Linked DNA regions of Homo sapiens: region 1 is linked to region 2. A link is a loop called in an ENCODE intact Hi-C map of the cell type or tissue named here. Cell type or tissue: MCF 10A. All regions are shown on one strand. Links, peaks and the distances in the headings refer to the core of each region. The heading gives the core; the rest is flanking DNA.

The links. Peaks named below come from ENCODE experiments on the same cell type or tissue, not always from the same donor. Only the 100,000 strongest peaks of a DNase experiment are listed, where the experiment ranks them.
Region 1: it touches region 2 in a loop (7-fold over the local background); 1 of 110 quality-filtered maps calls a loop at or near these places.

The regions. Positions count from the first base shown.
Region 1 is chr20:51,193,995-51,196,907 of GRCh38, reverse strand. No RefSeq gene overlaps it. Among named protein-coding and RNA genes, the nearest start is that of KCNG1, 170 kb to the right of the region's middle. In MCF 10A, for the core only: no CTCF peak of the experiment used is centred there; a DNase peak (open chromatin) is centred at 1,137.
Region 2 is chr20:51,121,656-51,124,568 of GRCh38, reverse strand. The region is part of intron 1 of LOC105372661 (a long non-coding RNA gene); the gene reads right to left. It overlaps LOC105372662 (a long non-coding RNA gene), which reads left to right. Exons shown (of 3, transcript XR_001754668.2): 2 at 1,790-1,943. Among named protein-coding and RNA genes, the nearest start is that of KCNG1, 100 kb to the right of the region's middle. In MCF 10A, for the core only: no CTCF peak of the experiment used is centred there; no DNase peak of the experiment used is centred there.

The DNA of each region.
Region 1 (2,913 bases), core at 165-2,664, 72 kb before region 2:
ATTATTCAACACCAGTGCCATCAGACAGGCTCTTTGCCACCATGAGCTGGAGAGAACTGGAATCCCTGGGACCAGAACTCAGTGTCCAGAACAAGCACATCTCACTGAGACTTCACAAAACGACTTTCCATGATCCTTGCTTGTACCCAGGAGCCATAGACCATTTGGAACTTCTCTGAGGACAAACTCAGGCTTAATGATCCATTTTCCTTGGAAAATGGTCTCAAGGCACACAAGAGTCAATTAAAATCAGAGTCCACCAACTTGAATGAAATAGCCCTGGGCCACCAAGACAAGTCCCAAGCCTGGCTCCTACCCCAGGCAGAGCAAGCAGTAGCCTCGGGAGAAAAGCAATTATTTAGGGTTGCAGCAAGGACGTGTGCTACTATCGAGGAGCCTCTAAGTTCCCTCCCCATCCCAGCAGCCTCTGCAAACATCCAAGCTCCCGGATACTGAATGCCCAGGCGGGAGATCATTAAACCATGTTCCCCATGCTGGCCTCAGCTTTGAAGAACAGTCCACAATCACACTAATACCCAAGGTCCAGCCAGGACATAAGCTGGTCTGCTCAACCCTGACTCTCTCCCTGCGACAGGAACTGATATTTAGTGAAACTCCCAATGCACCAGCTCCACACACACCATCTCATTGAACTCTCAGGATAATCGTTTCAAGTGGGTACAGCACTGTCCCCATTTTATGGATGGTCACACTGAGGCTCAGACAGGTTAAACAATATTTCCAGGGTCATAGGGCTCGCAAATGGCTAAGCCTGGGCTCTTCAACAGCCTGCTATATTGCTTATTTCAGTGGACAAGGGCATGAGATCTAGAGGCAGGATGCCCGCACTCAAAACTGTGGCTCTTACGTTGGCTCTGTAACCCTGGGCAAACTACTTTCCTTCTCTGTGCCCCAGTGACCTCAACTGTAAAGTGGGAATCATCTTACACACGTCATAAGTATCACGTTGATTGAATAACCCACATATACTGCTTGGTACAGAGCCCAGCACTTTCTAAGGACATAATAAATATGAATTGGATATAGTTTGGGTGTGTGTCCTCTGCAAACCTCATGTTGAAATGTGATCCCCGATGTTGGAGGTGGAGCTTGGTGGGAGGTGTTTTGGTCACGGGGGTGGATTCCCTCATGAATGACTTGGCGTCCTCCCTGCGGTAATGAGTCAGTTCTCACTCTATTAATTCACATGAGAGCTGCTGTTTAAAGAGCCCGGCACCTCCTCCCTTTTCTCTTGCTCCCTCTCTCACCATGCTACACACCTGCTCCCCGTTCACCGTCCACTATAATTATAAGCTTCCTGAGGCTCTCCCCAGAGGCAGATGCTGGTGCCATGCTTCCTGTACAGCCTGCAGAACAGTGAGCCAAATAAACCTCTCTTCTTTGTAAACTACCCAGCCTCAGATATTGCTTCATAGCAATGCAAAACAGACGGAGGCAGTTCTTGCGATAACAGGGGTTCGACTGCTAGAACCCGTTTATGCCAAATGCAGCCCTGACTTAGAAGAGGAAGGCCTGGAAGTGGCCAGCGCCGTCAACACAGAGCCATTCCTCTCATCTCACCAGACCAACTAAGCGACAACCACGAAGTGTTCCCAGCTCTATGAAGGAGAGGAAGGGCACATGGCACGTTCCTGGATGTGCACACGGTACACTGGTTGCAGTCATTTAATTAAACAGTGCTACAAGGGGGCACTTTGTTTGACGGGGCAAGCTGTCCTAGGGGAAACATTTTTAAGAAAATGGCAGGAGGGCTTTTACTTTAAAAAGTCATCCTCCCTCTACTTCTACGTAAACATATATCCAAAAGAACTGAAAGTAGGGACTGGAACAGATATTTGTTCGCCCAGCACTTTGAAAGCCTGAAGTGGGCAGATTACTTGAGCCCAGGAGTTCGAGACCAGCCTAGACAACATGGTGAGACCCCATCTCTATAAAATTTATACAAAGTTAATACAAAAATTAGCCAGTGCGGTGATGCATGCACTTATAGTCCCAGCTATTCAGAGGCTTAGGTGGGAAGATCACCTGAGCCTGGGAGGTGGAGATTGCAGCGAACTGAGATCGCACCACTGCCCTCCAGCCTGAGCAATGATAGTAACAACCACCAAGTTAAGATGGTAAATTTGACGTTACATGTATTTTACTACATTAAAAAAATACAAATAAAAAACACACTTGCTAAGTAAAGAAGCCAGTCACAAAGACTACGATTCCATTTATGTGAGATGTCCAGATAGGCCAATCCATAGATACAGAAAGCGGATCGTGGTTGCCAAGGGTTGAGGGAGTTGGCACAACGGAGTGTGACTGCCAATGGGCACAGGGTTTCTTTCTTGGGATACCGAAAAATGTTCTGGAATTAATAGTGGCTATGTCTGCACTACTGTGAATGTACTAACAACTCCTGAATTCTATACTTTAAAGGAGGGAATCTTATGGCATGTGAATTCTATCTTAATATAATTGGCTATGAAAAGGAAAGTTGCTGTCGGGAAAAAAAAAAAAAATCATCCTCTCCTCTGCTCACTTTCCCCCCAGCGGTCCCTGAGCTCTTGAGGCTTGAGGCCTTTGCAAACGCCATTCTCTCTGCCTGGAACGCCTTTCACTCCCGGTCCACACCTACACCATGCGTGGTTCATACTTTCTCATCCTTCAAGCGTAAGCTTCATTTCCAGGAACCTCCCTGTCTCCGTGGGACCTGGAGTGCCTGGAACTCCCCTTCAAAGACTCACAGGCTCATATGTGTTCCCTCCTCCCAGCAGCAACACCAAGGCAACATCACGCTCCACAAATGAATGACTCCACCTCTCAGCAATTACGGGGCTGGAGGGCAAGTTACAGGATTCCCTGGCCTCGTTCTTCCTCACCTGTAAGATGGAGCTAACACTGCTT
Region 2 (2,913 bases), core at 150-2,649:
CAATAACCACAAGAAACAGGTACTATTATTATCTGTATTTGCTTATGGGAAAAGAAGCATTTACCATTCAAAAGTTAAATGTCTTGCCTGCAGCTCAGTTACCACTTAAGGGACAGAGCTGGGTTCCAAGGAGGATGTCTGTGGTGTTAATGTCCATGCTATTAACTCTGAAGTAGCCCCAGAAAGTGAGACCCAGGTAGGGTTGCCAGATAAACTGCAGAACACTCAGGTAAATTTGAATTTCAGGTACACAATAAGTAATTTTTTTTTTTTACTGTATCATGCAATGTTATTCATTGTGTAGCTACATTTCTAATTTAACTAGGCATCCTGTTGGTTAGTTGGTTGGTTTTTTAATTAGAGAAATGACTTATTTCACAAATTGCTATAGGAAGGGGTTGAAAGTAACATAGCAGACCAACAGTTTTAGGAGAAGTCAGGTTCAGGCCCCAAAGCTAGCTAGCTATTTATTTATTTATTTATTTATTTATTTATTTATTTATTTAAGACAGAGTTTCACTCTTGTTGTCCAGGCTGCAGTGCAATGGCATGATCTCGACTCACTGCAACTTCCACCTCCCAAGTTCAAGTGATTCTGCTACCTCAGCCTCCCAAGTAGCTGGGATTACAGACATGCACCACCATGCCCAGCTAATTTTGTATTTTTTGTAGAGATGAGGTTTCTCCATGTTGGCCAGGCTGGTCTCGAACTCCCAACTTCAGGTGATCCGCCTGCCTCAGCCTCCCAAAGTGCTGGGATTACAGACGTAAGCCACCATGCCTGGCCTCTTTCAATAAGATCTGGGAACAGTCAGCCCCCAGACAAGCACAGAGAAAATATCTATATGTCTTGGGTTCCCTTTTGTTACACCCTCCTATGAAGGAGAGGGAGCTTTCGCTAATACAAATTGGATGCCTGGAGCAGACAGCCCCATAAAAGTGAGGGATGCTTGTGATTTGAAGACTCCACCAAGCAATATTGCTGAGCACTTGAAAGCCACACTCCAGGCATGCCCACACTGGGTGGTAACAGATTTCCGAGTCTCCTCTATGAAGTGACTTGTCTGGCTTTGCTGTCAGTAGTCAGAGTAAGAAGTGCCTCACAGCCCCCATCCTCAAGTCCTAGCCCCAGTCCTGGGGCTCACTGTGACAACCACACAGTCTTTCACATCCAAACTTAGACCATTTGGCTGGTCTATTAGGATCATCTAGGGAGTTTTAAAAAATACTGATACCTGGGCCTTTCCCCAAAAATTCTGATTTATTTGGCTGGCCGGTGGTGGGAAGTGTGGGTATTTTACAGCAACTCCCCAAGTAATTCTAATGCCCAGGCAAGGGTTAAACATCACCGCACTGAATCAACCACAATAAACCAGGTGCTGGGATACCCATGACAGGGGAGAATGTCACATTCATCTGTCAAACTGAAATACGAAAGTAAACCTCACCGGGTTGCTAAAAGGATTAAATGAGCGGCTCAGTACATGCCCTGCACAGAAAATACTTGGCAAGTGTTATTTCTTTCCCAGAATCAAACACACTCACTGACATTTATTGAGCCTTTTTTTTTCACCCAGACTTATGTTATCTCATTTAGTCCTCAAAACAGTTCTATAAGGTAGAGATCATCATCGTCTCATTTGTAAGATGAGAAAACTGAGTCAAACAAAGGTGACCTCATTCCCAAGGTCATCAGCTAATAATAGTGGAGCCAGGACTTGAACCCAGGGCCTTTGACTCAGAACCCCACGCTCTCAGTCCCTTCCCTGTATTGTCTTCTTGCTGACAGAGCCCTGTAGGGCAGATGAAGCCACCTACACACCACCTCCCAGCCTTTGCCCTGACCGTTCCTTTGCCTTGAATGGCAATCTCTTCTCTGCCTCTGCAAATTATAACCTGCCGAGGAAACATCCCGCTCCTTCTGGGCTCTTGCAGACCTCACGGTGAGTGCTCAGTCATCCATTCATTTATTCTTTCTCTGACTAAGCAAACATCTATTGAGCACCTACTGTGTGCCAGACACTGCGCTAGACACTGGATATAAACACTAGAGAGTCTTTGTTGGGCCTGCCATTCCGGGATGGAGACCAAAAATAAACAAAACAAACAAATGTATAACTGCACATTGCAGAGATTGCTCTAAAGGGAACTGGGAGCTTTAGCCTGACCGTGAGCACAGAAAACCATGGGGTGGTTTTAAGCAGAGGGTTGGTGTGACCAAACTTGTTTTTCTGGCTGCTGTATGGAGGATGGATTGGCTCAGGGGTGAGGGTAGAGGCAGGGAGGCCAGAGAGGAGGCTAAGGGAAGAATCCAGGTGAGACGGGAAGAGGACTGGCTCAGTGTGGAGGTGGCCTGAGAAAGAGGATGGACATCTTCCAGAGAAGCAGCTTGCTGCCCATCAGATGGGGTGGTGGGGGGGTCATTGCCACTTGCTCTAGCCCTTATGACAGACATTCTGCAGCATTTTTTACTGTGGCTTGTTTCATGACTGTATACATTGCCTCTGGAGTAATGTTCTGAATATTTAACCATCGGTGTCATGAGGGAGAGGCCAGTATTGACTAAATCAGAACAAACTGTGACTCCAGCTTTGGGCAGCATCCCCTGCTGGGCTAGGCATTAACCCTTTAGTTGCTGGATATCAGTGAGGTCCAAGGGATCCCAGGTGAACAGCCTGGGTGGAGGCAGAGGACTCTGGGGGTTTAGGATGACACTATTTGTCAGCAATATTAAAACCAAACAGCACATGCCCCCTCAGGATGCCTCCCTACTCGATTTTAAACTTCTAGGAAGCAAGGCTAGACTTAAGAAAATCAATTAGCTAGAAATTTGTCCAACAGGTATCCCATCCCTTGCAAAGACCTGGACTTCCCTGGGAAGATGTCCAGGCTGACATTTCAATTTTGCATTTC